2 separate regions of the Homo sapiens genome follow, and region 2 is linked to region 1. The links are chromatin loops, found by intact Hi-C in ENCODE. Cell type or tissue: Caco-2. All regions are shown on one strand. Each heading gives the region's core, and the rest is flanking DNA. Links, peaks and the distances in the headings are about the cores only. Region 1 overlaps LOC124902789 (a long non-coding RNA gene). Region 2 overlaps LINC02725 (long intergenic non-protein coding RNA 2725).

Region 1 (16,885 bases), core at 5,681-13,680:
TTCAAATGAATCATAGACCTAAATGTAAAACCTAACTCTTTTGTAAGTAAACATAGTAAAACTTTTATAAGTAAACATAGTAGAAAAAATTTGCATTAAGCAAGATATTTCTAGATATAATACCAAAAACCTGAACCACAGAAGAGAAAACTAATAAATTGAACTTCATTAAAATGAAAAGAAATTTGTTCTTCAAAAGATACCATTAAGAAAATTAAAAGGCAAGTCACAGACTGTGAGAACATATTTATGCACATATATTTGACAAAAATAAAATAAAAATATATTCAAAAATATATCAAGGAGAAGACAATGGCAAAAGGTTGGAACACTATACAGAAGATATAAGAATCTCCAATCAGCATATGAAAAAGTGCCAAACATCATTGTAATTAGGAAAATGCAACTTAAAACCACAATGATATCATATTCATTACAAGATCTAAATGTAAAAATGTTGACCATGTCAAGTGTTGACCAGGATGAAGAGCAACTGGAACTCTTGAACATTGCTAGTGAGAATGTAACATGGTACTACTACCATGGAAAATGGCATACAAGTTTCTAAAAATTTGAACGTATATTCTAAAAAACTGTATAACCACAATTTAATCATAAGAAAAATATCAGACAAATCTCAATTGAGAAACATTCTACAAAATATCTAATCAGTACCCCTCAAAATAGTCAAGGGGATCAAAAACAAGAAGAGTCTGAGAAATTATCACAGCCAAAAGGAGCTAGAGACACATGTAATGAAGAATCCTGGATTGGACTCTAGAACAGAAAGAAGATACTGAGTAAAAACTAAGGATATCAGTTGCGTATGGATTTCAGTGAATAATAATGTATCAAGATTGGTTCGTTACTTGTGAAAAACGTACCATTCTCATGTAATACCTTCACAGCAAGAAAAACTGGCTGTGGGAGTATATGTACTAACTTTCAATTTTTTTGTAAACTCAAATTTATTCTAAAATGAAAAATTAATGTCACAAGAAAAATTAAACACACATCATCAAGCAATTCCACTAAGTATTTATCCAAGAGAAACAAACACATGTCTGTGCTGAGACTTTTACGTGATTGTTCATAGCCAAAAATTGAAAACAATTCAAATATATATCAACAGATAAATGTGTTGGGAGGGGCGGGGGGTATCTATTCTTGGTAATAAAAAGGAACAAATCATTTATAAAGGCACTTAATGAATCTCTAAATTATTATGCTCAGGAAAAGAAGCCAGACAAAAAAGAATAAATCGTGTATTATTTCACTTATACAAAATTCTAGAAAATGAAAACTCATTGATATGGTTTGATTTTGTGTCCCTACTCAAGTCTCATGTTGAATTGTAATCCCCAATGTTAGGGGAGGAACCTGGTGGGACGACATGGATCATGAAGGTGGATTTCCCCCTTGCTTTTCTCATGATAGTGAGTGAGTTCTCACAAGATCTGATGGTTTAAAAATGTGTGGCACTTCCTCCTTTGCTGTCTCTCTCTCTTACTCTCTCTCTCTCTCTCTCTCTCTTCTGCTCCTGCCACCACGTGAAGAAGGTGCTTGCTTCCACTTCACCTTCTATTGTGATTGTAAGTTTCCTGAGGCCTCCCAGTCTGCTGTACAGGTTGTTTCCTGTACAGCCTGCGGAACTGTGAATCAATTAAACCTCTTTTCTTCATAAATTACCCAGTCTCAAGTAGTTCTTTATAGCAGTGCAAAAACAGACTAATACACCAATCTATGGTGACAGAATTCAGATCAGTTGTCTGAGGACAGGAGATGGAGATGGGGGGCTGTGTGGGAGGAAGGGATTACACAAGGCTAGAGGGAACTTTGGGTGATGTGTTCATTAGCGTTAATGCGGTAATAGTTTCACAGTGTACAATAAGTTAAACCCTATCAAATTATGCGTTTTAATTTGCACAGCTTATGATGTATCAATTATACCGCAGTGAAACTATTTAAATTTTATTTAAAAGAAGGAAAAGGAAGAACAGATATTTAGATGCCAAGAAATGACATGAAAATATTTATATGTACTTATGTAAGTAATAGTTACTCTTAATGTGTCGATTAATTTGGTCTTTAATGTTAAGAGATAAAGTGAAATACAGAATTAAGTGGGATTAGTTAGAAACCATTTTAGAGAAAACAAGAAACAGTGCTCACCATTGTAAACCAAGAATCTGGTAAGATCCATCATCTGTAAACAATTTACTCCGAGAAATTATTTTTTCCTTGTAGTGGTTATGGGTTTCCCTGAGCCATTCACACTCTAACCCAATGACCTTAAATTTTAGGAAAATAGAGGTGCATTTTGTTGCTACTGGGAATAGAAAAGCTAACTGGGCTATGAATGACTTGAGCTTGTGGTCTTGGCCTCATTAACACTGGACAACAACCAACTGAGCTAATCAGCCACTGCTGACATTACAGAGAAACTTTATTGAGGTATAATTAAAGTACATTAAACCATACATGTATAAAATGTACAATTTGATCAGCTTTTGAATACGTATATACTCATGAAACCATCACCACAATCAAAATAACAAACATTTAATCAACTCCAGAAGTTTCTTTGTGTCCCTTTATAATCCATTATTCCTGCACCTCCATCCTCAGCAACTGCTGATCTGTTTTCTCTCAGGACAGAATAATTTGCTTTTTTCTAGAATTTTATATAACTGCAATAATACAGTTTGTACTATTTGGCTTGTTATATTTTAATATCTTTAGAAACTAGATATGCCCCCTCTCTCATTTTTGATATTGGTAGTTTGTCTTTTCTCTTTTTGTGCTAATAAGTCTAGCTAGAAGATTATTGATCTTTATGAGTTTTGCAAGGAACCATCTCCTGATTTCATTGATTTTTTTTCAATTGTTTTTCTGTTTTCCAGTGCATTTATTTTGGCTCTGATCATTTCATGTCTTTTCCTTTCTTTGGGTTTTATTTGCTTTTATTCTTCTAGTTTCTTAAGGCAGAAGCTGAGTTCATTGATTTGAAGATGTTTTTCTTTTTTAATATGAAACCTTTTTGTTCTATAAATGTTCCCCTAAGTGCTGCCTGAGCTACATCTCACATATTTTTTGTATTTTGTTTTCATTTTCATCGAGTTCCAAATACTTTCCAGTTTCTCTTTTGATTTTGTCAATGATCCATGAGTTATTTTAAATATTATCTTGAGACTACTTGGGATATCCCAGATATCTTTCTGATACACTCATTTCTGATTTAATTCAATTGTGGTTACTGTAGGACAGATTTTCTATTACTTGACTCCTTTTAAATTTACTGGGATTTGTTTTCTCATTCAACATATGGTCTCTCTTGGGAAATGTTTCATTAATACTTAAATAAAAAGTATATTCGGTGGTTGTTGTTGTTGGGTGCAATGTTCCGTAATTGTCAGTTAGGTCAATTTAGTTAATAGTGTTATTCAAATCTTCTAAATACTTATGGACTTTCTGTCTATATGTTCTATCAATTACTGAAATCTCTGACTATAACTGTGAATATGTTTGTTTTTCCTTAAGTTTTGCTCCATGTATTTTGATGCTCAGTTATTATATGTGTAAATATTTAGGATTGTTATATCATCTTGATGAGGCGACTACTTTATCATTATTAAATGGCCCTCTTTATCCCTGGTAATCTTTGCTTTAAAACCTACTTTTTAATATGAATATAGCCTCATTAGCTTTATTTTGATGAGTATTAACATTGTATATAACTTTTCATCTTTTTATTTTAATATGTTTGTATATTTAAAGTGCATTCCTTATAGGTAACATATAGTTGAGTCTTTCTTTTTATCCAATATGACACCTCTGACTTGACTTTGAAGTGTTTAAACTTTTTGTATTTAATGTGAATATGTATATGATCGGTTTTAAATTTACCAGCTGGCTAGTTTTTTCTGTTTATTCCATCTATTATTCTTTGTTCCCTTTTTCCTCTATGCTTTCTTTTGGGTTAATTATACTTTTAAAAATATTTCGTATATCCTTTGTTGTATTATTTTAGTGGTTGATATAGTGTCATTGATTACGTCTTTAACTTATCACAGTTATCTTTCAAGTAACATTATACCACTTTGTACATGCGTATTAGAAAACCTTGCAACAATGTACTTCCATTCTCTGTCTCCTGAATTTTATACTACTGTTGTCGTCATACATATTATTTTTATTTCTACATATGTAATAAGACCTATATTACATTGTTTCTGTGTTTGCTTTAAAAAACCAAGTTTTCAATGAAATGTTTAAAATGAGAAAATATATTTGTCTACATAATTTTTTTTCAAGGCTCTTAATTCTATCCAGTATATCAGACTTCTATCTGGTATCATTTTTCTTCTGCTTGAAAGATGTCTTTTATCAGGGATGCCCTCTCTTACCACTCCTATTCAACATAGTGTTGGAAGTTCTGGCCAGGGCAATCAGGCAAGAGAAAGAAATAATGGGTATTCAATTAAGAAAAGAGGAAGTCAGATTGGCCCTGTTTGCAGATGGCATGATTGTATATTTAGAAAACCCCATCATCTCAGCCCAAAATCTCCATAAGCTAATCAGTAACTTCAGCAAAGTCTCAGGATACAAAATCAATGTGCAAAAATCACAAGCATTCCTATACACCAATAACAGAAAAACAGAGATCCAAATCATGAGTGAACTCCCATTTACAATTGCTACAAAGAGATTAAAATACCTAGGAATCCAACTTACAAGGGATGTGAAGGACATCTTCAAGGAGAACTACAAACCACTGCGCAACGAAATAAAAAAGGACATAAACAAATGGAAGAACAATCCATGCTCATGGATAGGAAGAATCAATATCGTGAAAATGGCCATACTGCCCAAGGTAAATTTATAGATTCAATGCCACCCCACCAAGCTACCAATGACTTTCTTCACAGAATTGGAAAAAACTACTTTAAATTTCATATGGAACAAAGAAAAACCTGCATTGCCAAGTCAATCCTAAGCAAAAAAAAAAAAAAAGCTGGAGGCATCACGCTACCTGACTTCAAACTATACTACAAGGCTACAGTAACCAGAACAGCATGGTACTGGTACAAAAACAGAGATATAGACCAATGGAACAGAACATAGGTCTCAGGTATAACACCACACATCTACAACCATCTGATCTTTGACAAACCTGACAAAAACAAGAAATGGGGAAAGGATTCCCTTTTTAATAAATAGTTCTGGGAAAACTGGCTAGCCATATGTAGAAAGATGAAACTGGATCCCTTCCTTACACCTTATACAAAAATTAATTCAAGATGGATTAAAGGCTTAAATGTTAGACCTAAAACCATAAAAACCCTAGAAGAAAACCTAGGCAATACCATTCAGGACATAGGCACGGGCAAGGACTTCATGACTAAAACACCAAAAGCAATGGCAACAAAAGCCAAAATAGACAAATGGGATCTAATTAAACTAAAGCACTTCTGCACAGCAAAAGAAACTACCATCAGAGTGAACAGGCAACCTACCGAATGGGAGGAAAATGTGGCAATCTACCCACCTGACAAAGGGCTAATATCCAGAATCTACAAAGAACTTAAACAAATTTACAAGAAAAAACAACCCCATCAAAAAGTGGGCAAAGGAAATGAACAAACACTTCTCAAAAGAAGACATTTATGCAGCCAACAGACACATGAAAAAATGCTCATCATCACCGGTCATCAGAGAAATGCAAATCAAAACCACAATGAGATACCATCTCACGCCAGTTAGAATGGTGATCATTAAAAAGTCAGGAAACAACAGATGCTGGAGAGGATGTAGAGAAATAGAAACACTTTTACACTGTTGGTGGGAGTTTAAACTAGTTCAACCATTGTGGAAGACAGTGTGGCAATTCCTCAAGGATCTAGAACTAGAAATACCATTTGACCCAGTGATCCCATTACTGGGTATATACCCAAAGATCATAAATCATGCTACTATAAAGACACATGCACACGTATGTTTATTGCAACACTGTTCACAATAGCAAAGACTTGCATCCAACCCAAATGTCCATCAATGATAGACTGAATTAAGAAAATGTGGCACATACACACCATGGAATACTATGCAGCCATAAAAAAGGATGAGTTCATGTCCTATGTAGGGACATGGATGAAGCTGGAAACCATCAATCTCAGCAAACTATCACAAGGACAGAAAACCAAACACTGCATGTTCTCATTCCTAGGTGGGAACTGAACAATGAGAACACTTGGACACAGGGCAGGGAACATCACACATGGGGGCCTGTCATGGGGTGGGGGCCAGGGGGAGGGATAGCATTAGGAGAAATACCTAATGTAAATGACGAGTTAATGGGTGCAGCAAACCAGCATGGCACATGTATACCTATGTAAGAAACCTGCATGTTGTGCACATGTACCCTAGAACTTAAAGTATAATAAAAATAAAAACAAATAAAAAAGTAAAAAAAAAAAAAAAAAAAGAAAAAGGTTCTCCAAAAAAACATGGGACCATGCAAAAAAAAAAAAAAAAAAAAAGAAAGAAAGAAAGAAAGAAAAAAAAAGATGTCTTTTATAATCTTTTTGTATATTTCTGCTGGTGATAAAAGCTTTTAATATTTTGTGTCAGAAAAAGTCTTTGTTTCAAAAGATTATTTTCCCTTGGTATAGAACTCTAGGTTGCCTGTTTTTTTACTTTCACTGCTTTAAAGATGTTATGCACTGTTTTCCTCCTTGAATTGTTTTTGACAAGGAATCTGTTATTTTTTCTTTTGATCTTCTGTATGTAAAATATCTTATCTTTCAAGACATTTAAGAGTTCTTTTAAGAGTTCTTTTTTATCACTGGCTTTAAGCAACTTGATGTACTTAGCATATTTTTTTTCATGTTTCTTGTGCTTGGGGTTTGTGGGGCTTCTTAGATCAGTGAGTTTATAGTTTCAATCAAATTCTGAATAGTTTCAGCCATTAATAATGCTTCCATTTTTTTTTTTTTCTATCACACACCCTGCCTCTCTGGGGACTCCAACTGGATGTTTATTCAGAGACTTAAAGCTGTCCCACAGCTCACTGGCACTCTGCTCATTTTTCTTTGCACCCTTTATTTTATATGTGCTTTATTATGGGTCGTTTCTATGCTGGGACTTCACAGTGTTGAATCTGCCATTAATCCCACCCAATGTATCTTTCATGTCATATGTTATATAGCTCTCAACTGCAGAATTTTGACTTAGGTCTTTTGTATCGCATTTGGCATGTTTGGTCTTTTCTCTAGCTTCTTCAACATGTGAAATTGTTACTCTCTTTTAATGTCCTTGGGTACTAATTCTATCGTCTGTGTCATTTCTTGGAAATTTTCAACTGGCTGATTTTTTTCTTCATTATGGGTCATATTTTCCTGCTTCTTAGTATGCCTGGTAATTCTTTATTGGATGCCAGACATTGTGGACTGGGTGGATATTTTTGTATTCCTAAAAATACTCTTGAGTTAAGTTACTTGGAAATAGTTTGACCCTTTCGAGTCTTGCCTTTAAGCTTTATTTGGCAGGAACAGAACAGCATTTACTCTCGGGCTAATTTTGCTTTACTATTGAGGCAAAACCTTTCAGTACTATACCCAATGCCCATAAATTATAAAGTTCAAGAACAGGCAAAACTATGCCAATAGAAATCAGAATAGTGATTGACGGTAGGGTGTGGATATTGGAATTTTCTGGGGTATTGCTTACACAAATGTACCTATTAAAATTCATCAAACTGCTCAAAATCTGTGCATATCACTGTATATCAATTTTACCTCTATAAAAATCATGTTTGGTATCAAATATATGTGTACATAATTAAATGCTGAAAAGATTTATACTAAAATTTCAATAGTGAAGAATATCAGGTAGTTTTCTAATTGGCTTCTGAATATTTTCATGTTATCTAAATTTTCAATATATATAACCTTTTAAAAATACATAAAACTAATATTTAATGAAACAATTTAAGGGGGACTCTCTACCTTGTAGAATGGATAAAGGAGAGGAAACAAATATTTATTGGGCATTTGCCATGTATCAGGTCCTTTAAAAGTCACTTTATTACATGATTCTATTTAAACAATATAACAACTCTATCAAGTAGGTATTATCCCATTTGCAAAAGAGAAAACAGTGATTCAGACTTATGGTTATGTGTCCAAGGACCCTCAACTTGATCTTAGGTCTGCCTGCTTCTGAAGTCGGTATTTTGATTCTAAGAGAATTAAGCCCTCAAGACGGATTTCTGAAATTCAGAGAGTAAAGAATGCTTGGTAGGATAGAAGAATCCCAGAAATACATTACTGTCTACGAGCATAGGAATTGGCACATTGGACTCTGGGAGTTAACTATTAAAATGGGAAAGTGAATTATCCAAATGTCAGAGTCACAAATCAAGCACAGTTAATCTGAAACCCAAGAAAGTCTGACCTGAGACAAGGAAAGAGGTGGGTGGCTCAGAGGAAAAAAAAAAAAAAAAAAAACAAACCTAAGACCAAGTATGGCAGCCGGTGGGAGAGGGAAGAAAAGTGTTCCTTCCTTATAACCTGTAGGCAAGTTATAAAAACAAGGGTTGTTTTGTCCCCTGTCGGAGTGAAACCTCAGAGACCAAAGTTCAACGCTTTCAGGTTACGGGAATGGAAATGGTGAATTCCCTGTATCAGCTGCCTCCAGCCCAGGCAAGCCTGACTCACAGGTTGGTCACCTGTTTGGAATGGGCTGTGGGAGAGCACACCCATGAGGTTGCTCAGGGAGCAATGGGCCACAGCAGTTTTCCCTGTGAATTGTGTTCAGGTAAGACCCTGCAGTCAGACCAGCTCACTCCTCCTTTGCTATTTCTTTATATATAGTCTCTTTCCATTCCGAAAATGTACTCTGAGCCCTGGCCTTTAACAGCTTCATTTGTTTTCCTTCATCTCCCAGTTTACAACTGTGAAGGAAACATTCATTGATCAAGTTCTTTCAGCTTGGAATGGAGTCTCTGACTCCCAAAAATCTCTCCCAGGACCAACTGCAAGGGGGTAGTGGATCTAGGATTAAGGCTGGAGCCTGAAGCACTGCTGAGAATGGGGAGTCTGACACGTAATGACCTCCATATATACAAGCTGGTCAGTGCTCTCTCAGAGCCTGCATGTGGCTTTGTCCAGAGAATATGAATCCCAGTTTGAGCAGCAATATGGATCAGAGTTGGTAGAGAGGAAGATTGAGGCTCTCACACTAGGATGTCTTCAGCATCCTTCTTGTATCCTTGTGTGCAAAATGGGAGCCTGGGAAAGGAACTAGAAGAACTGAACCCCATCCCTCTGATACATACACATTGCTTTTTTCCTTCTTTATAGCATAGCTTGGCTGTCCAAATGTTCTGGCAGAGACCAAGCTCCAGGCTCAGTGGGGGGTTCTAATTTTCCATGGCTCATTCACTTCTGAGAACTTTGGCTCAGTTGCATAATGGGGGGCTACTTCCTGCCAGTTGTGGCCCTGTTGTGTGATACCTTCTGACACATACGTTTTTTTGAAAAAAGATTGTCTGCTGGGAACTGGACTGAAACCAACATATAACCGTTTGTTTCATACTGGTTAGGAAGCCACCAGGAAGGCCTACCCAAAGTGGTTTTAAATACATACACACACAGTCCTCTCCTCTTAGAGCCAAGAACAGGCCATTAGTGATGTGTTAGAAAATCCAGGCTGACCTTCTCAGTCATGAGGGAAGCTCCCTGGGCCCACCAGCAGGCTTTTGCCAAGAATGGGCTCCATCTTGAGCCCACAGCTCTTCCCTAGCTTCCCAGCAGAAGCAAGGGGAGAGTGGAGAAGTCAAACACTTCTTGAGCATTGCTTACTATATGTCAAGTTCTACCCTGGACCCTCAATAGAAAGTATTTCACTGATCCTCACAATAGATCTGTGGGGTAAGTGTCACTATTGTTATTTTGAGGAAACTGAGGCTCAGAAAAGTTACATGTATTCCCAAAGTCACATAGTAAACTGAGTGTGTAAACTTGAGTGGTAGAGTCAGAATTTAAACACTGATTTTTATCTGTTGCAAATGTTGGGCTTTTCCCACCACCAGCAGAAATCTTGCTGGCCCTCAGCAAATATTCCTTTACAGCAGTCATTTCAAAACTTTTCTGACCCTATACTCCCATCAGTAAACATTTTTAAGAACCACCTTCAATACAGACATATTTATTTATTTATAAACTCCACGCACTAGCTAATATCTGTTAGCATTGCCTGGTAATATAATACCCCAGAGCACTAATCATCATTAATGACAATAAATATATATCCATGTTTAATGTAGTCTTCATGACTTGGAAAACTTTTTGGCCAGATCTTGTGAAATCTAATTAAATTGCTTTTGTTTTAGCTTCAATACATGGCTGGCAAATAATTTGTTCCAGGAGTAGAAGAAATGATATGGCATTCTTCTTACCTTCTTGGGCATGAGTTGCTCCTGCTGTCAACAATCTCCAGTTTCCTTACAGAAGAATTTTTAAGACACTTTTCCATTTTTTAAAAGTGATTCGGTTAAAATGGGATAATATGGTTTGTAAATCGACTCACTGTGTTTATGCAAGACCATGGAATACTATGCACCCATATAAAGGGATGAGTTCATGTCCTTTGCAGGGACATGGATGAAGCTGGAAACCATCATTCTCAGCAAACTAACACAAGAACAGAAAACCAAACACCACATGTTCTCACTCATAGGTGGGAGTTGAACAATGAGAACACATGGACACAGGAGGGGAACGTTACACACCGGGGCCTACCAGGGGGTGGTGGGCTAGGGGAGGGCTAGCATTAGGAGAAACATCTAATGTAGATGATGGGCTGATGGGTGCAGCAAACCACCATGGCACCTGTATACCTATGTAACAAACCTGCACGTTCTGCACATGTATCACAGAACTTGAAGTATATATATATATATATATATAAAACACCATAATATGCTAAAAGAGAAATCAGGGCACCAGTAGGACCTCCCCCACCCACCTTGCAGAATTTCACTTTCCTCACAGTGCTTCGCACGGATGCAAATGACTCGTGGGAGTCTGAGGGTACCGGGGTCCATATATACATTCAATATTAGTACATAGAAAAGTAGTTCCCATTTTTAGATTGAAAGTACCTATGAATAGAAGCTCTAATGGTTTCTTCCCTTATCTCGTGTTCTATTCTGCGCAATTCCTGGAGCGGGCAGTCCCCGCCTTGGAGACTCCTGCCTTACAGGAAGGGGTCACATATTCCTGAATTGGACCCCACTCAGATGCAGAAGGCTAAGAGTTTGGATGAGAAAAGCGGGCCAGTGAACAGGAGAGCCGGTGGGTGGGGTGGATGGAAGGAGGTGCCCACTCTGGAGGGCAAGAGAAAGGCACGAAAGCATGGGGCCACATGAGCGCGGCGTTCTGGGCCATCCCCGGTGGACTCCTGCCTAGGGGAGGGGTGCGTCGGCGGCGGCAGCCCAGTTTTCTGGATTTCTTTATTTCTGAGTCCAGGTCTTTCAGAAGCCTCTCTCCTAAATGCTCAAATACCAGAGTAAATGAAAACACTCTGCGGCACAATGATCCCTTAAGGTTTGTTTTCCAAGATGGAAAAGAAAGGCATTTCAGCCTTTTCACGGATAAAAATAACTTGCTGTTGATTTTGAAATCCCTTTCATTTGTCTCCCACAGACCAGCCCCATACAATGGTACTTTGTGCAAGAGCTCTCTGCATGGGCCGGCCGGGCCCCCTTCCCTCCGCCTGCCAACGGGAGGAGACGCGAGGCGCTGGGAGCTCCAGAGTGGGCGAGGACTTCGGGCAGACCCGGCGTTGCTGTTGGACATCATTCAGAAGTCCCCGCTCAGCGGGGGCAGCCCGAAGAGCAAAACAAACAGAGCGAGGAGTAGTGGAAAATGCTGAGTCCTGGAGCTGGCCGGAACGGCCTTCGCCTTTCCACGCCCAAAGCCAGCCGCTCTGCCCACCTGCAGCTGCAATAGCAAGCAGGGCCGCAGCAGGCAGGGAGGCCTTGGCACCAGAGCCCGTCCAGGGCTGGGAAGGCGGGGAACAGACACTCCTCTCTCTTCAGACAGGCCCTCCAGAGTCCTCACCCTGAAGGCTGAGGTCTTTTTCTTGTTCCAGGAGTCCAGTGAAAAAATAGTTCTCAAAAACGGAGAAAAAGACTTTCTTGAACTGCAGTTTCAGATTTACTAATAGAGTCCATTTACATAGCACTTACTAAATGTCAAGCACCAACACAGATGAATTGGCAATCACCATGTCAGTCCTGCAAGGTTGGTACTTTTATCCCCATTTCACAGATGAAAAAAGCCAGGCACAGAGAAGTCAAATAACTTAACCCAAGTTCACAATGCTCAACAATGGCAGGGCCAGGATTTACCACCTGGTTTAAAATTTAAAACGTAGGATTTAAAACCTACTTTACAGTCTTAAAGGTGACTGCCTTTTCTCTTCAGCTTATTAGATTTCCTCTCTAGGAATACAAGATGTGCAACACAAAGAGAGGAAACTCAAGATGGAGAGTAAAGGGAATGAATGAGAGACAGGAGAATCACCAAGGACTAGAATAATACAAAAGATTTATTTAAAAAGCAGGTGGCCATCGGCCCAGGAGAAGGAGTGTGAGACCAAGGTACAGAAGTGGCAAGAAATGCTGAGCTGGGGCTGGAAGGTATGACAGTACTAGTCAGACAGGCACCTGTTCTGTCCAAAACAGGATTCCAGAAGTAATGTGAAGAGGTCACTTGGCAAAGGGGGCTCACACAGCTCTAGGGGGAAACTGAGGATCAGCAGCTGGAGCAGAGAAATAGAGAAATGAACACCTTCTTTCTTTCCAATTACAGCCGCAGTGGAGGCAGATGCCCAGGGCTCCTAGGAGAGACAGATCGCGATTAGAAGAGAGGGCCTATGGCTGTCATGCAGGGAGGTCTGTCCATTCCTCTAAGCCAAGAGCTCTTGTCCCCAGAGGAAAGAGGAGAAGGAAGAAAGGAACAAACAAATGAACAGAGGAAGGAATGAAGAGAGAGAGAGAGAAGGAGGGAGGAAGGGCTGGAAGGAAGAAAGGAAGGGGCTGTTTTTTTTCTTGTGTTTGGAAGAACAAGCTGCCAACCCTCATTAAATGCATAGGATTGGCTTTAGAGTTACTACACCTAAATTCTAATTCTGTCTCTGTCACCGGTTAGTAATGTGATCTCATGGAAATCACTGAAACTCCCTTAACCTGAAACCCCATGTCTATACAATGAGGACACTGGAATTCACCTCTAAGGTTCTCTCTGGATCTAAAATCTACACTCTGATGATACTGAGACCAAGGACAGGGACTTTGATTGTTGCCTTTTCATGCCACCCAAGGTCTACATCCTAGCACAGTGCCCACCACCCATCCACACCGACCAGACACCCAGGGCTAGTGATTCTGTGTTCTCAACACCTCTCTGATGTGCCATAGCTGCTTCTCTTGCATGCAACTCTTCTGAGCATGAAACAGTTTTCCAACTGGTCTCCCTGCCTCCACCCTTGTCTGGCTCTGATTCATGTTCTGCTCCACAGTCAGAATGATTTTCCTAAGCACAGGTCGGATCATGTGACTTAGCCTGCTGGAAGAGCCTCAGGACTCCACGTCACTCTTCACACAGCCCACAGGGCCCTGGATCATCTCCACACATTCTTGCTGTCCTCTCCTCACACCCACACTCTTTTGCACTCTGTGCTCTAGATCCATAAAACTACTTCCAGTTTCTCCATCAGTGTACACACTTTCTCACCTCTCAGCCTCTGGACATGCATTCCCCACCACTGGAACCTCTTTCCCTCCCCACTTAACTAACTGCTACTCACCTGCAGGCCACACATTCCTTCAGGTTAGGTTCCTCCTATGTGTCAAATCATATTGTTACTTCACTGGATGGTGTTCCCCTTTATTTGTCTATAAATTGTAATTTACTGGAAGTAGACGGAAGGAAAAAAAAGTGTGTTTACCTTCTTCCTTATGGTTTCCCTTGTACTGAACCCAATGCCAACCACACGGCAGGTGCTCAAGGGATGTTTGTTATCTGAATAAATTTGCTTGGTGGCGTCACTATGTAGGGCACCTTCTAGATATAACATCCTATAGTTCTGTAAAGTGAGATGTCAGTGACTCTGCATTTTCAGTTTCTAAAAACTGAGAGAGATAAGGCCTTCCACCACCCAGTGATCCAACTTTCTTAGTCTCCTGTTCCCAGCCTAAGCACCATTATTTAGCAGATTCTTGTGTCCATCAGAACTAATAGAAATGATTATCATGATCAATACTGAATCAACTGAAATCGGCTTTAAATCAGGATGCATTCCCTAGAAATCGGATGAAATTTAGTACAGTGTGGGACTAGAGACAGGGCTAAGGGTATCTGGGAAGAGAGAGATCTGCATTCTAGTACCAGTTCTGTCATTAATGAGGTGACATTGGGCAAGTCCTCTGGCCTCTCTAAACCTTGAATTCATGAATGCCTAATTGAAGAGGTTGCACCAGATAATCTTTAAGGTCTCTTTTGACTCTAAAATGTAGAATTTTAGAATTCTGGCATTTGCTCTTCTTCTCATCATCCTCTAGGCCATTACTGGGTTTAATGAGGAGACTGTATAAAGTATCGTACGACCAACAGGAACTGCTCTGAGTAATTATGCCAGGACAAGGGATGGACTCTGAGACTATTCCAGGTACACCAGAATGTGTGCTCACTCTTATTTTAATTGTCTTTCTTGACTGGGCTTCAGGTTTGGGGCTGTTACTTGTAGTTGCAGAGAGAAGGCTATTTGGAATTTATGATCAGGGCTCTGATCTGAGATTTCACAGAGGCCACACTCATGGGTTCCTAGAGCAGCTAACACATGCCACCATCATGCACATGGCACACCTGGTCCCTTCCTGCTCTAAATGGGAAATCTGTGCCCAGAGTTAGCACCGCCTTCCATCCATACCCTGCTGAGTTCATACACTCACCTCAGCCCACCCGTGTTCCATGATTAGCCAGTGAAGCAAATAAATCCGCTTGGGCTCTCGTGCACAGCTCTGTGCTATCATGATGAAAACGTGGCCATGGAGAAAACAGATATTTGAATGAAATATCTGTTACCCCTAAACACTGGTCACACTAGTCATTGTTTTCACCGTCATTCTTACCTTGCCTCAAATATGGATAAGCCTCTCACATTACAGGTGCACTGGCTGCACTGTATTTGCAAACTTCCTTATTCCCATGGAAGGCAGAACAAATGGAACAAAGTTGGTCTACCTGAGAAGTAGATTGGCAGAGGGAGTCCCCCAGTTCAATCACACTTGGAGTTTTGAACTTGCCTTCCCCTGAGATCTGTAAGAACAATGACTATTTCTGATGAACACAACACAGTTCCAAAACCATCTGGAAGCTCCCAGTCCCATCTCTTCTTCTAAAGTTAGGAATATCCTTGTTTCACAGAGGCAATCCCAGACCAAACCCAGTACTCATCATTAGCTTTTCAGGTTTGCAAAGACAGTTGCCACTTCTTTGAGTATACCTGTACATGTGCTATTTCTAGGTACATTTGGGGGACAGCCTTTGACAAGGTACAAGGAGAGTCACAGCTTAAATTACAGGTTTGCCTATAAAAAGGTTAAAAAGAGCCTGTTACTGCCCAGGGCCAGTGGCTCAGGCTGACCATGTGGAGTGGAGAGAGAGAAGGTAGTGACTCTATCTTGACCCTCACTAATTCCCACAAGAGGCTGCTGAAAACATCCTTGTGCCGCTAAATTGTATCACATGGAATGACCAGGGCTGACCTGACATCAAAGCTCTGTAGAAATGCTGTCGTCCAGAGAGCACGAGAGTCTGAGTGGCAGGGCAGAGAGATTAGAGATAGGACTGTAAACTCAAACGGGCTTTGGGGATTTTGCAGCCTGCCACAAGCCTGGCCTTTGTTGATTCCCTAGGTTGCTGTGGGCAGATGATCATCGCCATCATTACTTTGGATGTCAGGACATTGAGATACACCAGGCAATCTGATGCAACTGGCTTTCCCAGGGCAGAAGCATTTGCCAGGAAAGTGGAAACAGGGAAAGGGACTGGAACATTGAGTAAATCAGGAAATAGCACTGACCAAGGGACAGAGAGGCCAGAGCCACTTTACCCCCTCATTTGGGGTTCTAAATTCTTATCAAATTTTTTTTCCTCAAGTTCAAACCTTGTGGCATTTTCACCAATTGATCAACAACTGCCTTTATCAGACTCCTTGAATCTCTGCCTCACTGCAAAAAGTGCCAGGGGAATGCTTTTCTCTTCTATTATTTAGGTGAGGATTCTCACGGCATGGAGGGATCTCACAGAGTAGTGAGATGCCAGCAGCATGCCGAGCCAATATGCCCATAAATGCAAGGGCCAGGTCCTTAATCCAGCCATGAGGATGGTCAAGGATCCCTGTATACAAGCCAGAGAAGGGACTTTGTACAACTAGAACTGAGTCGCAAACCATCTTCCAGAGCAGCCCCTGGGGAAAAGCAGAGGCCAAACAGCAGTATGGAAGTGAAAAGGCTCACGTACTGAAAGAAGACTTTGTCCTTGTCCCATATTTGATGTGTGAAACGTACCCCTTAGTAACCAGGCCTGTGGCTCCCAGAGCTGGTGAGCCATCAGCCAGCATCATCAAAAGAGACTTTTCAGCGTTCTATGCCAGCAATACGGCATCATGGAAAGAACAGGGCTTAGAAGTCAGATGGTTCTCTGATGAACCTGATGACCTCTTGTACTCTCTTCCACCGTAGGCTCTAGAATAAAATGAGCTTCATGCCAAGTAAACATGGAATGTGGATAGATATCTACACAGGGGTCACAAA
Region 2 (16,885 bases), core at 5,922-13,921, 290 kb before region 1:
AGTCCCCAATCAATATGGTACAATTTCATAGCTCATTATTCCTGTGTGTGCCAAAGCGCAAGTGGGGAAGGGGTGGGGACAGTGAGGGAGGCTGGGAGGAGGGACAAGGGGAGAATCATATGGAAACAATTAGTGGAGCCTTCATTCAAAAAAGCATTAAGGTACTTGTAGCACTGAGGCTCAAGTGACCCCTAGGCTGGGACCATAATTCACCAACACTTAATACCGTTTACCCTGCAGATGTGCATTTTATACAGAAATATCAGCTTACCACTTTGAAAAATTAACCTATTGAAGGCTGTCAAATTCTGATGCCCTCATGGGGGTATTATATATTGTCTGCATGGCTCTCTGTTTCGCCTTTTACCCCCAGAATCAGGAATGCCTGGGTTAATTGGCAAATTAGGTGGCTAACAAGGGGGTGGGAGGTTGTAGAGGAATGAGGACCCAAACAGAAATGCTGCTTTTCCTAAGCAGAAAATATTCTTTTCTTCAATTCCAAAACATGAAGGGTTTGGGGAAGTGACACCCCACCGCTGCAAAGACACACACACACATACACACACACACACACACACACACACACACAGACACTCTACAAGTTCTAAGTCAGAAAGTCCAGAGTTAATCAAGGAGGTAAGATAGAAGTTAGCATAAAGGGAAAGTGTGGCTCAGTGGTTACCGTGTCTAAATTATATTTAACAAAGATTCGTCATTACAATGGGGTTGATAAACCTATGACTAATAGAGAAAGCCTATGTGGTTAAATTTGTTTTTTAATTATCTCAAAGAATGTGATGCTGATTTAAAAAATTCTAATGAAGCACCATTTTTACCTACACAATTGATATTTAAAAGTGTGAATATCCAGTGTTTTCAAGGTTGGCAACAATAGGCACCCTCTAACAACACAGGTGGGAAACTGCTTTAACAACAACAACAAACTTTCTACAGAGCAATTTAATAACAGGTATCAAAAAACCTTAAAAATATGCATACATAACACCCACAAATTCAACTTAGAGGAATTTTACATAAAAAGTACGAATGTAGAATTTGATATTTGTGTAAATAATCTTTGTCATAACTTTGTTTTATAAAAAGGACAAATGGATAAAAACTAAACTCCTATAATAGGAAATTGGTTAAATATAACACATGCATATAATATAATAAAATACACTCACTAAAAATCATACCTTAGAAAAATATTTGCCAACATGAAAAAATTTTTAGGTTGAAATAGAAACAGAATTTTCAAAAGAACAAGCCACAAACCAGCATTTGCACATGTTTCTAGATTTTACAATCCCATCCACGTGTATATACATACATTACTGCTACATCATGTTAGCAACATCTTTAGCTAGTGAGAATATGTTTACAAATTTCGTTGTATTCGATTTTTCATTGCACAGGTACTATTGCAGTGGAGGAAGGTGGCCTGAAGCCAAAGTATGAAGTCAGAAGCATGGTCTTCTGAGCAGTGCCCTCCTTTTCATTCCTGGCCTTGCTTCCTGAACCTGGTTAACAGTTTTTCTAACAAAAATAGCTCTAGCTTCAGTACCCGCCATGCCATAGCTCCCTGCTCAATTCCCCGCTATCTTGTGCTTTGAACAGGATTCACTAACACTCAATGGTATAGCAGGTCGGATGTGAGTAGGAAGCCCAGCTTTATGACCTTTGGCTAACTATTTCATCTCACTGAAACTTAGTGCCCCCTTCTAGAAAATAGAAACCTAATGTCTGTCTTATAAGGTTGCTGTGAGAATTGAATAAGAACATGTGTATAATGAGCTTGGTCATATACCAGATAAACTAATATTAACTCGCTGTAACTCATGATTAAATATCAGGTTAACATCTACTGAGTTCATCTTACCACGTATCATCCCACTAACTCCAGAGGGTGAGAATTTATTCCCTGCTTAATGCAAAGTTTCCCCATGACCAGAGATTCTGGTTCTCTGAGGGTGATTGGGGCTACTGAAAACCATAAGAACAAGCTTGTGACTGGTGGTATTTTACCCTGCTATTCTCTTCTCTCATCCAGAAGTGTCTTTAGAGCACAGGGAGGGGAGGTGGGAACATACAGCTGGGTTCTGAACTCACTCCTACCAGCATCCATCAGGGAGCTCAGGCTGACCTTTGCAATGTCTTTAAGACACAGGGATTAAGGCATAGGTGACCCATGAAGCTTAGGTAACTAGTCAAGGAAAGGGGAGAGGATGAAAGAAGCATAGGAAGGAATATTTTTGGGGTGGTGAGTTTGTAGTGTCCTTCGAGTTAAATTGCACATTCCACAGAAGCAGATACCTAGTCACTTAATGATCAAATCATTTAGGATGCATCCTCCTGAGAAGATTAGAAATGGGAAAGGTCTGTCATAGCTACTAGTTCTGGTATCTGAGTTGCTCTCTCTCCGCACTTCTCAAATTTGGCTACACATTGGAATCACCTACGGAGCTTTACAAAGTGCTGATGTCTGGATCTTGGACCCAGAAATTTTGACGTAATTAGTGTAGGGAAGTGTTTATTAAAGTAAAATCCCCAGATCAGCAGCCTCACCTGGGAACTTGTTAGTCTTTAAAATCCTCAGAGCTCACCACAGACCTGCTGAACCAGATACTCTGCAGGTGGAGCCTATCAGCCAGTTCTAACAAGCTGTCTGAGGGCCTCAGATGAGTGCTAAAGTGGGCAAACCACTGATCTAGGTTGGGGCCTGGGCTATCTCCCCAGCTCCCCAGATGATTCTAGTGTGCATCCAAGTTTGAGAACCACAGCTCTACATCCTTTTTTTTTTTTTTTTTTTGAGGATTCTTAGGTCTTTCAAATATTCACCTTCACTTTCATCATAAGCTTTCAATGGCCTTTCCTTATGTGCTTATGGGGTCTGTGGAAACAGTTTTCTATTATTTCCAGGTGAGGTGGCAAAATCTGTCATTGCACTGAGGGATGTTAAATTCTCTGAACCACTGACAAATGGGCCACAGAAAACTGCCCTCCAGCTGCAACTGCACACCAGCAAGTCAAATGGCTCAGTCAGGGCCAAAAGAAGGATAAATAAGCAGAGTCAACAGAAGCACTGTCAAGCCCTAAACAGGAGGATAGATCACAAGGCAGTCAGCTTGGCAGATTAGCAGTGGCAATGAAATACAAGGGCTGCAGATTTAAATCTAACCTCTTTGTTTTCATGCTAGAGAGCCCACAGTAGGTCCATGACCTATTTAGTTTAGATCTAACACAGCTTAGATTCTAGCACTTTGGAAGGCTGAGGCAGGAGGATCACTTGAGTCCAGGAGTTCAAGAATAGCCTGGACAACATAGTGGGACCCCATATCTACAAAAAATTAAATTATCTGGGCCTGGTGGTGCATGCCTGTGATTCTGGCAACTCGGGAGGCTGGGGCAAGAGGAGCTCTTGAGCCTGGGAAGTTGAGGCTATACTGAGCCATGATCGTAAGAATGCACTCCAGCCTGGGTGACAAAGCAAGATCCTGCCTTAACATATAAAAAGAGTGGGGAAACAATCACAATACTCTCATTTCCAGTAGGAGAAACTACAAATTTGATTGAAAAGAATCTAACCCAGGTATTTCAAATCTTGGCTGAATTCTTGTGCTGGTTTTGCTGTTAAGTCTATAGATCTAATACACAGCATGAAGACTATAGTTAATAATATTATATTGTATACTGAAAATTTATTCAGAGAACAGATTTTAGGTGTTCTTACTACACAAAAAAGTAACTATGGAAGGTGATGGATATGTTGATTTGCTTCGCTGTAGATCATTTTGCTTTGTATATGTTTATCAAAACATCATGTTGTTCACCTAAAATATATACATTCCTATGGAAAGAAAAAAACAGAGCAAAGGAAGGAAGGAAGGAAAGAATGAAGGAAGGAAGCGAGGGAGGGAGGGAAAGAGGGAGGGACGAAGGGAGGAAGGAGGGAAGGAGGGAGGGGAGGGAAGGAGGGAGAGAGGGAGGAAGGAGGGAAGGAGGGAGGGGAGGGAAGGAGGGAGAGAGGGAGGAAGGAGGGAAGGAATAAAGTAAAAGAAAAAGAAAAGAAAAATGAAAAAAGAAAAGGGAAAGAAAGAAAGAAAAGAGAGAGAAAAGAAAAGAAGGAAATACCAATGTGAATAATTCTTTTTCCCTTTCTGGGTCTCAATTTTGTCATCTATAAAATGATCACTCTGGTCCATTTTCCATTTGGCAGAGCTCAAACAGGCTGGAAGCCGACTATGAGGATGAAGACAGCGCCTAAACTTTCTAACACTCTTTATGGGGCCTATTTCCTAGAGTTCATGCAACTCATCTTGAGTCACAATTTATATATGTTTAGGTGATCAAACTACCTTTTATTTATATTTCCAGTTTATGAAGCATGGTTGATATGGTATTTCACTAACCCTCACAAGAACCCTAAGGTAGGTAGGTAATAATGTCCCCATTTTACAATGAGGGCACCGAGGCTAGATATGGCCCACAAACCTTCTGTAAGCAAATAAATGCAAATGCAGGGTTAGTGCTGGAACTCACATCTTCTGACTCCTTCTGTGCAGCTGAACTGTGAACTCCAGCTTGTAAAATACAATTCCTTGCTCTGTAGCCAAAACAAAACTGCATTTGGAAATCAGAATCAGAAGGTTGGTGATAGGCCGTCAAGTGTTTCACAAGTGATTAAAGGAGAATCTGGGTTCCCCATCTCTTGGGGCCTCCTATTCCTCTCTCAGATCCCTCAACACTTAGTATAAATTATCTGGCATTAGGATAGAGATCTTTTTCATTAGTGTGTCTTTGAAAAACATTAATGTACAGGAAAGAAAAATTCCTCTTCATAGGGACAAACATAATCTTATCAGAAATGAGCAGGACAATAACAGGAAGGAGAGGATTCTGGAATGTCAAAGAGAGGAGGGGCAACAGGGAAAGAAGGCAGGCTGCAGGAAAGGCCCGGAGAGGCTTTCATCAGGGGCCGGCAGCCAGGATATTATTGTGAGCTGGAAACATGGGCAGAGCCAGGCAAGGAGGAGGGCATATTGCAAAATGGCTGCCTTGCTGCCCTTGTTGACGTGCGCCCAAAGACTGCACATGGACAAAGACATATTTATGCAAAGTCCATTTTCCTTCCAATGACTTCCAGGGGAAGCTCACAGCCGCTAAGGTGATGAAGCCTGAAGCTAGAGAGAAAGGACCTTCAAAGACGTTGAGTCCCTCTCCATGGGATGGGATTCCATCTCCCATCCTGGACTTGAGACCCTGACAGCAGCATCGATTCCTTCTGTCACTAATCCAGAGACAGCGCATCCCACCGCTGCCTAGACTGCCCGGAAACTCTATCCCCTCCCTCTTGCAGCCTTCACACACCCCCGGAAGGGTCCCAACCAGACTACACCTACACCTTCCCAGACCAGCACCAGCTGTTAACAAAGTGAAATGTCCCTTTTCTTTGACTGTTAGATTTCAAATGCTGCATGGTCCAAAACTGCTTTTTCATGTCTCACCTACACTCATCACACTGTTTCAGCCTATTTACTTTATTTTGTCCATAGGGTACATAGAAAGCAGCTGGCCATCTTCCTGGGCATAATAACACTTTAGACACTTGACAGAAACAATGGAGCCACAGAAAAGACCACCCAGACATAGATATCTGTCTCCGAGGAAAAGTTGGGGGCACAGCAAATATTCTCAGGACTTGGCAACATCCGCTTCTCTCATTATGCCCTATACAAAATTACAAAAATACTCAGTTCAGACATTTGATTTTGGTCTTGAATATTCTATTTAACACAGTGTACTTGTCTTTACATATAGACATGCACATCTGTTCCTAGAATTCTTGCAGAATAACTTGCTTTCCTTGCCACTTTACTTTGGCTTTAATTGTTGTCATGAATACAGCCTTCCGTACATCTTCCCATAATGTTCTTCTTAGTTTTTTAAACTCTTTAATCATTTTCTCCCCTTAGAATTTCTGAAGTTAAATGATAAAATGGATTGGGATGTCAGTCCAAAATCTCCAATGCTCCGAAAATCTCAGACACATGTTGCCTCGGAGATGGGTCTTTGGGGGCAATTAAAAGATAATGTCAATAGGGCTGGACAATGACAAGCTAATGGTCTCCTGCTGCCAAAGAAGGGGCCTTGGAGAAACTGAGATGTTATTTTCAAAGCCAGAGCCCATTATGCTGTCACAGCACCATCCTCCGATGACCTGGCTCCTATTATGCCCAGTGATTAGAACAATAAATAAAAGAGAGGCAGTAAGGAATAAGTGCAAATTTCTGCAGCTAACCAGCAAACCAATCGAGTTAAGAGTGAGGCTCCCCAGACACATTTAGCCATCAGCATGTATGTCTGAACCACTGGCTCCAGAAATGTTACCTTTTCATCTCCATGCATGGCATTTCTTGCAACTGACATTTTAGTTTTTTCTATTAACTCCTACAACTGGATTTTATTCTTGCCAGCCAACTCCTACCTAACCTTCAACACCCAACTCAGAATGCTTTTAGGAGTCTTCTCAAACCCTGTAGCCCACAGGTACCCTCCTCTAAATCCATGTATTTTCAACCTGTTGTGGTCTTTGTTGTCATCATTAACATCCTTTATAACCCCCTTTGCATAGTGGTCCCTTTCTTTACTACTGCTTAAGTTCTCAGGAACTGGTGTTGACCCAAATGGAGTGTAAATTACCAGTCAACAGAGATTATATCGCACACATATTTGTATACCCTTAAATCCCAATATATGCCCTCAACAAACACCTCTTAAGTGGTTGGACTTTTGTGAATGTTTCTGTTTAGATTAGTCATGGTTGAAAAGGTAGAGTATGTGTCAGGCCATGATGTTTATCTCCTCCAGCAGGTGAGTAGGAAGAAATTGATGTTGCCCAGAACGTAATCATCAGAATATAAACTGAGATGGAGTGAAATCACCCTTTATGGTCTGCTGGCTCACTTCTCCTTCTTGTTTGTTGCTTGTCATAGATCCTACCCCTTTCTGAAATGGCATGACTCTATAGGAGGTCCCAGGCCTGGTATCCTGGTTATTGGCTGACTGACCAATTGCTTTCTAACTTAGTTTCAGATTTGTTTTTCTGTGAATTCAAGAAAAAGGAGTGGTATTTGCTGGCAATTTTGCTGTGCAAGTACCTTGCATTTTAACCTTCTGGGACCGTTGTCCCTTTATTTTTATATTGACTTTGTTTAGTTGGTTAATTAATTTGTGAGTTAATAGCTTTGTCAGAGTACAAAAAGATAAGCATATATGGAAAGCTGAGATGCAGTTTGTTAGTGTATGTTCATTTTAATCTCTAAACTTTAAACCAATTCTGTTTTTCTTCTAACATTTCAAATTACTTTAAAAGTGTTAAATTATTTATCGTCAAGGAAGACGCCATCACAAGAACAGTGTTTTCTCCTCCGTCAGTGGATTAGGAATCAGAAGATCTGAGATGTATTTCTCTTTTACCACTGACTTATTCTATTGCGTATTTTTGGAATGTATTTGCTCATTTCTTACTTTACAAATTCTAGAGGGAACACACAATCTATTCCATGTGCTCTCTTTTGAGCACTAGATAAGGAAAGGTTTTTTTTTTTTTTTGGCAGATGATTGATTAGTTTACAAGTATCCTTCTTCAACAGTAGATATACCATGGCAGGGAAGTAGAACCACTGTCCAAGGTTACCTAGAAGCCAGTGACCAAACTAGACTTCGGGCTTTCATCTTGTGAGTCACAGTGTTACAATCACTAATCCCCATTATCAATGAGGCATGAAGTTGTGTATGTAGAACACTGTAACAGTCACCAGGGCAGCACACTCAGTTCAACATTACTTACCTTGGGTTCTATGCCAACGTCCTCAAGCATTTTAAGAAAATGGCTTAGAGCTTAAGTCGTACAATGTAAAAAGCTGATAAAAGATTGTCCCTATGTCAGTTTCAACTTTGCCCTCAAATGCCAACAGCAAGGACACCTTCATGAGCAACTGGCCCTAGGACTTAGAGAGGCTACTAAGTGGCTGTAGGAACCATGACACTCTGACATTCCTGGCCCAAGTAGAAATATGAAAACCTAAGCATGGTGGGTTGAAACTTCATGAATGTCTCTCGACCCTGAAATGGGTTGCAGGTGTTTGTCTCAAAGACGAGAACAGATAATGAATAAAACATGCCTGGAGCTTTGTGTTCAGAAAATGTGACAAGCTTGAATCTGATGACTTCAGGAATGAGATGAAATATGAGTTTGAGCTCATCTGCAAAGCTCTTAACGAATCCAAGATGTCGTTGCTGGTATTGCTGCTCATGGACTACAGTTTGCCCCAGGTTTATGGGAGGATAGGGGTGGAAACGAAGGGGGTGAAAAGATCTGGAAAAGAAAAGAATGAGGAGGGAAAAAGAACATGAAAGCAAGTTTTGACTGCAGATCTTTAAGGGAGAGCTCTCCCTGGAAATCTCACTGAAGACTAAATTTGACCTTTATTTTGAGCCCATAGAAGAGAGATGAAGATAAAAATACTCTGCAGATCAATGTATTGTATAAATATACTCAGCTTTATGGACTCTGAGGTTATTGCATTTCTATATCATCACTGATTCCACTTTTGCTTTAGGTAGTAAAATAGAGACTATTCTTATCATATTTTCATCTAAAATTGCACATTTAAGGTCAAGTTATCTCTTACCACATGAAAAGCTATACTTACACATATGGAAAGTAAGATAACTTTTTGTGACTATTCTTTTTTCCATGGGACATTATCTTATTTCACACATGTGTTACTGCAAATCTTTTGAAGAGAGAGATGGATTGACACTAAGATTTTAAATTCTGTCTTGGATTGTCACACTTAGTAAATTTCTGTGGAAATTCCAATTGTTGGTTTAGGAAAATTCCAGCAGGTGGAGCTGTAACAGCGCTCAATTTCAACAGAGTTCTCTGTTATTGGCAAGATGGTCTGGAGCCAATATGGACTCCAAGCTTCTGTTTGTGAACTCTGTACTCTCAGTGAAGGGCTCTCTCTATCTGAACTCTTGCTATATTCAAGAAAAGCTGGTAATTTTGGACCCTAACTCAATCCTTGATATTTTGGGGTCTCCGGAGAATCACATAGTTGAGGTACTAGTTAGCACTCTCACTGGAAAAAGCAATTTGATAACGGCCCCCTAGTGGTCTAAACTGGTACATGTGGCTTTGTAAATGCCAACCCACCCATTCATTAGACCTCTGAGGGCACAGAGATGTTTTCAATCATTGGCTCTGTCGTTTTGACTTTTCTCGCCAAAAGCTTAAGGGAAGAAAAAGTGTGTGATACATAAATACAAAACATGCAACAGTCAGTGGGACAACTCCAAGTGCCACTATTTATTAATTTTATAATATTAGGAAGTTCGCTTTTCCCTGAGCCTCAGTTTTTTAAATTTCCCAAACCAAAATGAAAACAACATCTACTGCAAAGGATTGTTGTAATGGGGAGCAAACGACATGATACACATGAGAGAATATGTGATACACTTGAGAATGTTTGATAGAACATATTGTGCATACCAGGTTGTTTTTTATTATTAATAGTAGTACTGTTGATTTTATCAGGATGAAGAATGATCTCAGGGCTTCTATGTAGAGCTCATCTCAATGGATCAAACTATAAGGAGACAGACCTCCCCTCTGTGCTCAAATTATAAAGTCCATTCCATTCTGTACATATGGGTCTATCAGCCTGCAAGTTCATTACAGATTTTTCTCATCAGTCTTGCCAAACTCCTTAAGGTCAGGGACCATAAGATTTTTGTTTCTTTTACCAAAGCATTTGGCATGATGTTTGGTTCATTGTGGTTATCCCACAATGTCTGTGGACTAAGTATCACTGAGTAAAGTACAACATTACATTTGTAAAGGGAACTCTCTCATTCCACTTATTTATTCCTACCTAGGAGTAAACAAACCAGAGAAGAGAGTAATATGCAGGCACTTTGGGGGAAGTTGGCATCGCAGTAATTCTGGTATACTGTTCTAACTCAGTACAAACCAATTAAGACACTTAATGAGAACAAAATATGCTCAAGGTAGTAGTATATGCTGTGGGAGATTAAAATTATTGCATAAAATTATTGCATAATTAAGACGGATTGCATAACAGCTCTCCGTCTCCATCAAGAATTTTAAGGACTGAAATTAGAAATGTTTCAGAGAGAGAATTAAGAATATAAAATGTGTGACAAAGCTAACCATCAACCAAAATTCAAGCTTCCACCTCCGTAATTAAGGATTGCCCTTGGAAGGAGCCCTTTAGCCAGGGGCTCCATTTCCCATCACCCTTGCAAGTGAGGCCATGTGACTAGTTCTGTTCCAATGCAAAATGAGAAAAATGTTTGTCATTTTGAGGCTAAGATAGGATGGCTTCTCTGGTCTTTTGGATGCATACAGAAGACTCCAAGGCCTTGGGACTATTTATAGAGAGCATGACGGAAGAAGCCTGGGTTCCTGAACCATCACGTGGAGGAAAAACACCTAATGGCTGGAAATCTGCAATGGACTATGTCACGAACAAGAAATAAGTTTCTGTTGGGTTAAGTCACTCAAATTTTGGAATTTGTTAGAGTAGCTAGCATCATCCTCACGTAAGATGGAAGAAGGCACCACATGATTTTCAAATGAAATGAGAAAACATAAAATACATTTAACTCAGAAGATGGAAAAATCACTGCATGGCAAAGTAGCCAAAAGCTTTCTTCAAGAGATGAAGCTGCAGCCGGGTGCGGTGGCTTACCCCTGTAATTCCAGCACTTTGGGAGGCTGAGGCACGTGGATCACCTGAGGTCAAGAGTTCAAGACCAGCCTGGCCAACATGGTGAAACCCTGTCTCTACTAAAAATACACAAAAATTAGCCAGGCCTGGTGGTAGGCACCTGTAATCCCAGCTACTCAGGAGGCTGAGGCAGGAGAATCACTTGAACCTGGGAGGCAGAGATTGCAGTGAGCCGAGATCGCGCCACTGCACTCCAGCCTGGGTGACAGGAGCAAAACTCCATAAAAAAAAGAAATGAAGCTGCAGCTGATTCTTATGGATTTATGGATCAGGGGACATACCTCTTATGGAAGGAACTACATGAGCAATGATACCAGTGTAGGGAGATTGAAAACATATTGAGGAGACAGTGAGTGGAGAAGTTGTACTGGAAAACAAAGGCCATCTTAGCTCCAACAACTGTCACTAAGCACATTATTACCCATTTAAGTCTTTACCTTGACTGTTGTCTTTAAGTTATTATGGACCATAAGATCCAATTCAGTCAGGTCTCTTATTACCAACAATCAGATATTTAATTCTCCCTGCAAAGCCAGCTTTGGATCCAAGAGGGGCAGATTTTGCCAGCTGCATAGAAATACGAAGCACTTGTTTCAATTGTATTTTTCATTTGTAATTTCTGCTATTATAGATGCTACAATCAGACATAAGTATGAAGACTCAGAATTACTTAGTGATGCCAGAATGTAGCAGGCACATTCTGTTTTTTAGCTTCTCTTACAGTTGGCATCAAGAGTTGGTGGATTTTTATAGCTATTTGTGTAGATGTCTTACCACTCATCTGTAAGGACAGAAATGATTTATTACTTGTCTTTGTATTCCCCTTTAACTAAAACCAAAATCTGCCTTGAATAGAGACATAGACTTATAGGTTAGAACAGCATAGGATGACAGAACTCATATAATTCAGCATCCTGATTTTGTACTAGGATCATTAATGTTCCTTGTTGAGAACCAAATATTCTTAAGTGATACATCCAATTAAAGATAGCAGTAAATCCATGAACAAAATCCTACAAAGTGTTAAATTAGTTAGCTTTTTTTTACTGTAAAAGACAAAGTAGCTTAAGAAAAGAAAAAAAAGGCAATGAATAATGAGGATACTAAAATTTCTCCTAAAACCCAGGGAGATAAGTAAGGCTAGGCTTCAAGAACAAGTGAATTTAAGTAAATTATCTGAGTTTTTCTCTTTATCCACTGTCTTTACTATCTGCTTATCTACTTTACTCTCTGTTTTACACAGAATAGTCTTCTCCAGTTCCTTGTACACGTGATGAGAAATGGCTCTTGCCAAGAGATCTCAGTTTATATCTCAAAGAGAATAGATTATTCTGAGTTGGAATATCTTAGTCTCTATTCCAAACACAAGGGTAAGAATGTAATTGAGGCAATGAAATTTTACCAGACATGTGACTGATAGGCTCATTGTCTGGAGTGAACCTGGGAAATGCATGGAAGCGAGGGATAGACAATTCCAAGAAATTGTGAAGCCTGTTAGACAAACATGTGCTAAGGGACTTACGCAAGGAAACACACAACTCGTTAATGCAGAAAAGAGCAGAATACCAAGAGGTCAAGTAGCTACGTAACAAGTAGTTAATGGAAGAGAAAGGACTAGAGCCAATTTCTTAATCCAGTACTGGTAACTTTTTATTAAATGTTTCCTTCTCATCATTTCAGTCCTCAAGGGAGAGTGTTAGCCCTTGAAACCATTCTAGACAGGAATCTGCCTCAAATGTCCAACTCTTGCCATATATTTTCCCCTGAGATTCTAAATACCAAACTCCAGGGTCATTTTAGTCAGTGATCTGTTCCTAGGCACTGTTCTGTTCCTTTCTGTTTCATGTAGACGCTGTGCATGCTGCTTAACACAGATGGTCTTCTGTCAAAATGATTGCTTGCTAGAGTTGTCAAAACAGATGCCAAATTGTAAAATTTGGTATGGATGATGCTTTGGAAGGAGAAAGACATATTCATCACTGGGTTGAATTCACACCTCCTGAATTTGCTTTAAGAAAATGAATTCCCAGTGTTGGTCATAGTTTATCATCTTCTGAAGTTCAGATTTGCCAGGTCAGTTGAAAAGTAGATGAAACAGCAAAGACTTAATTAGCAAAGCTGACATTTCTGGCTCAGCTTCAATCATGGTGAGTGACACCTTAAAGGTTCTGAACCAAAAGCTTAGATTGTTACTTTATACTTTATCTTCTCAAGAGAATTGATTAATTGAATGCAGTCTATTGAGTTCCATCTAACTGATGTATCTAAATGACAATGAACTCACCCCTGAAGAACTAAAGGCCAGGATTTTTCATGGTGTTGCTGTTGTCAGTTTTGTCCCAGAAGACAGCTGCTCCCTGAAGCTGCTCTTCTACAACCCCCAAAAGGGAGATTCACTATTAACTAGTAGCATAAAAACATGTCTGCCTCTCCAAAATCCAATTGCCTCACATGGCTGGAATTTGATCTGTTGCCGGTAGGTTTACTTTGATGTCAAAAGTAACATCTCTGCTGACTAGATTTCTTGATTAAATATAGTCTGTTAATATTAAATGGAATGAATCAGAGACAATATCTTATGCCTATCTAATTTAGAGGCTATGAACACTCTATTAATTAGCCAGCTTCTCTTTGGGATGGATATTTTGGTTCATGAGTTTTTAAAAAATATTAATTGCTAGTCACCAAGTCTTTTTGAATCTATAACTTGGCTAATGCAGTTACATATAAGAAGACAGACTGAGAATTAATGTTATCAATATTTTGCAGTTTGAAGATTGATATATTCTCTTTTAAATGGACTCTTTTTAAAGAAAAATATCCTTTCATGTTTATAAAATATGTTCATTTTTGAAAAATACAGAAAACTATGAAAATTAAGTCACCTATAATCTTCAAGCCAAGGAATAACTACTAATATTTTGAGTATTATTATTTCAATCATGTGTGTGTGTGTGTGTGTTTGCATGTGTAGACATTTTCTTTCTTCTCTTTTTCTTGCACATATGAAAAAGGATTTTGAATAAGATAGCTAGAGGTGGTGAATACTGGCAAAAAACAAATGCTTGTTTGTCTGGAGATAATTTATTCTTAAAAAAGGCTATGAAACCTAAAACTATCACAAGCAATGCAATGCCACCCCTTTAAAATGAGCCAGGTATAATATCCAGAAATACATGAGCCAGATATTCCTCCAGGGTGAAGCAGGACCATCAGTGAGAGAGGAAAGAGATTCAAAGACCAAGGGATTCTCAAATGTGAAGGAAAATCTCATTGCCCTCTGCAGTGAACACAGTATAATTTGAAAGATGAACTTCATAGGAAAGAAACAAATGGTTTGAATCTTGTTGTGAGCCCTAGGAGCATGTGGCTTGCCTAAAAGTAAGTAAGTTAGTTTGTTCATTTTTTTCTGACAACCAGTATAGGCCCAAAATTGGACTTTCAGCTGTTATTAACATAGAAATGTGTCATACACTTTCTAAAATTAGAATTATATTCCAAAAGCATTTCTACTTTTACAAAACTTAAAATTGTATAGTATTGTTACATTATTAAATATTTTTGAAATATAATTCTTTTTGAGGATTCCATAATATTCCAACAAGTGATGCACCATTGTTTATTTAACTGATTCTTTTATGTTGGTTTCTATGTCAACATTTGCTTTTAATTATAAATAAATTTGCAAAAGATGCCAATCTTTGAGTGTAGTCTTGACTGTCTTTTTTACAACAACTTCTTATAGGAGGAATTTGGAGGTCAAAGGTTAAGGCCATGTTTTTAAATTTTTAATAAATATTATTAAATTCCTTTCCAGAACAGTATAAACATTCCCATTTTCTTCACTCTTACATATTTGTTAGTCTGAAAAGTGACTAAGTTAGATAACTGAAAAGGTATCTGCATGGCCACTGGGTTAGATTTTTAAAATTAGAAACATACCAAAATTAACAATGTACCTTAGCTCTAATAATTTTCTTTTTTTTTTTTTCTGAGATAGAGTCTCACTCTGCCACCCAGGCTGGAGTACAGTGGCACAGTCTCAGCTCACTGCAACCTCCACCTCCTGGGTTCAAGTGATTTTCCTGCCTCAGCCTCCTAAGTAGCTGGGATTACAGGCGTGTGCCACCACGTCTGGCAAATTTTTGTATTTTTAGTAGAGATGAGGTTTCACCATTTTGGGCAGTCTGATCTCAAACTCCTGATCTCAGGTGATCCGCCCACCTCGGCCTCCCAAAGTGCTGGGATTACAGGCGTGAGCCACCATGCCTGGCCTGCTCTAATAATTTTAGAAGTGCAGCAGCCTGTTGAAAGTTCATATGATTATCTGAAGGAGAAGGAAGCAGAAGCAGAGATAATGATACACATTACCCCAGCAATTGTGATTTCTACTCACAGTCAGGAATTCCCTATCTATGAATATATTTATGCAAACACAGGGTCATGTGGTGTCATCAAAGCTCTCACTTCTGGGGTCCACACGGGGTCCTCCAGCGGATTCCGTCAGCGTTTGCTTGTAGTCTTCATGCATGATGACCTCAGAGTCCAGTGCTTTATGTTTGCACTGCATCTCTACCCAGGCAAGCTCATTACCATTCAAAATCCCTTTGTGTTACTTCGGGAAAAACAGATTAGAATTCAAAAGTCTCTGGTTGTTCATTGACTGTTAACATACATAACCATATAGATATAATAATACTTCAGAGAGTGCTGAAAGTATAATTTGGAATAAGTAAATAAAACAAACAAAAAGACTTTAGACTTGAGCGAAATGCTTGCTTGCATGTAGAAAGGGTTATTTATTAAACTGGCTCCCCAAACAGAGCAAAGGAAATCCTACTGCTTGGGACAATTGAAACTAGATTGAAAGAACAATTCCCTATTGTCAGAGGCTGAGACTTGGGTGACAAATACTGTATTTCTTTCTCCCTCTTCACAAAAGGAAGTACTCAAAAGAAACTAAGAAGTCTGCTTCTCATTTTGAACCCCAAAGTTGCCTTAAAGTGTACACAGCCTGCTGTTGTAAGATTACACATACACACACACACACACACACACACACACACGTCAGTCACACAGTCAGGACAAAGTGACAAATAGCTTCACACACTAACAGATCCAGTACTTGCACTAGCTCCTTAAAAGATCCTCTCTTTTAGGCCAGGCATGGTGGCTCATGCCTGTAATCCCAGCACTTTGGGAGTCTGAGGTGGGCGGACTGCCTGAGCTTGGGAGTTCAAAACCAGCCTGGGCAACATGGCAAAACCTTGCTTCTACTAAAAATACACAAAATTAGCTGGGTGTGGTGGCGGGCACCTGTAATCCCAGCTACTCAGGAGGCTAAGGCAGGAGAATCGCTTGAACCCGGGAGGCAGAGGTTGCAGTGAGCAGAGATCATGTCACTGCCCTCCAGCCTGTCAACAGAGCAAGACTCTGTCTAAAAAAAAAAAGTTCCTCTCTTTTAGAAGCAGTTGTATGTGTGCACATACTGAAGTGTGTGTGCGTGTGTGTGGCGTTCCTAGGAATAATCATATTACTAGTAGATAGAAGGGTAAAGGATTTCAGGGAGGAAATAAAGGGAAGGAAAACCCTCTTCCCTTCATCCTGATTTGTTATGGCCTAGCTTCCATTTGTGCTGATAGCTTTCTGCGTATTTATTTTCCTTTGAGTGACATTGTCTAAAGTTGCAAATAACTAATCTGATCATTTCATAACTCAGGACTGGGCAATGAAGGCTTTTCTACCATGAATGTTAATCATTCAGATGTTCAATATCAATATAAAATATTTGTGAATGCTTTTTTTCCTTTAATGATGCATTTGTCAAAATAAATTTGAGTTTCCCTTGCTGGCCTTACATATTCAAGAGGGAGAAAACTTCAAAATTCCACTACCGGAAAGTGTTTGCAAGTGGCTTATCCATGCTGGGAAGAAATAGAATCAGTACAGCCTTTCTGTCTTCTGAGCAGGCTAGTTTCCTGTGAGGTTTCAACTTCCTTCACTTCCAGCTGCCTCTGCTCTCTTCTCTACCTCTCTTCCTCTTTCTCCTCTCCTCTTACTCTAGG

Evidence for each region. Peaks named below come from ENCODE experiments on the same cell type or tissue, not always from the same donor. Only the 100,000 strongest peaks of a DNase experiment are listed, where the experiment ranks them.
Region 2: a loop joins it to region 1, with 3 times the contacts of the local background. A loop is called at or near these places in 2 of 110 quality-filtered maps.

Annotation. Positions count from the first base shown.
Region 1 is chr11:128,440,012-128,456,896 of GRCh38, forward strand. It overlaps LOC124902789 (a long non-coding RNA gene), which reads left to right. Exons shown (of 2, transcript XR_007062948.1): 2 at 11,709-14,119. Among named protein-coding and RNA genes, the nearest start is that of MIR6090, 74 kb to the right of the region's middle. RefSeq lists enhancers at 8,255-9,454, 12,111-12,290. In Caco-2, for the core only: no CTCF peak of the experiment used is centred there; a DNase peak (open chromatin) is centred at 8,700.
Region 2 is chr11:128,148,914-128,165,798 of GRCh38, forward strand. All of the region lies in intron 2 of LINC02725 (long intergenic non-protein coding RNA 2725), which reads left to right. Among named protein-coding and RNA genes, the nearest start is that of LINC02098, 51 kb to the right of the region's middle. In Caco-2, for the core only: CTCF peaks have their summits at 9,093 and 9,293; DNase peaks (open chromatin) are centred at 8,948 and 9,178; H3K27me3 peaks cover 186 bases.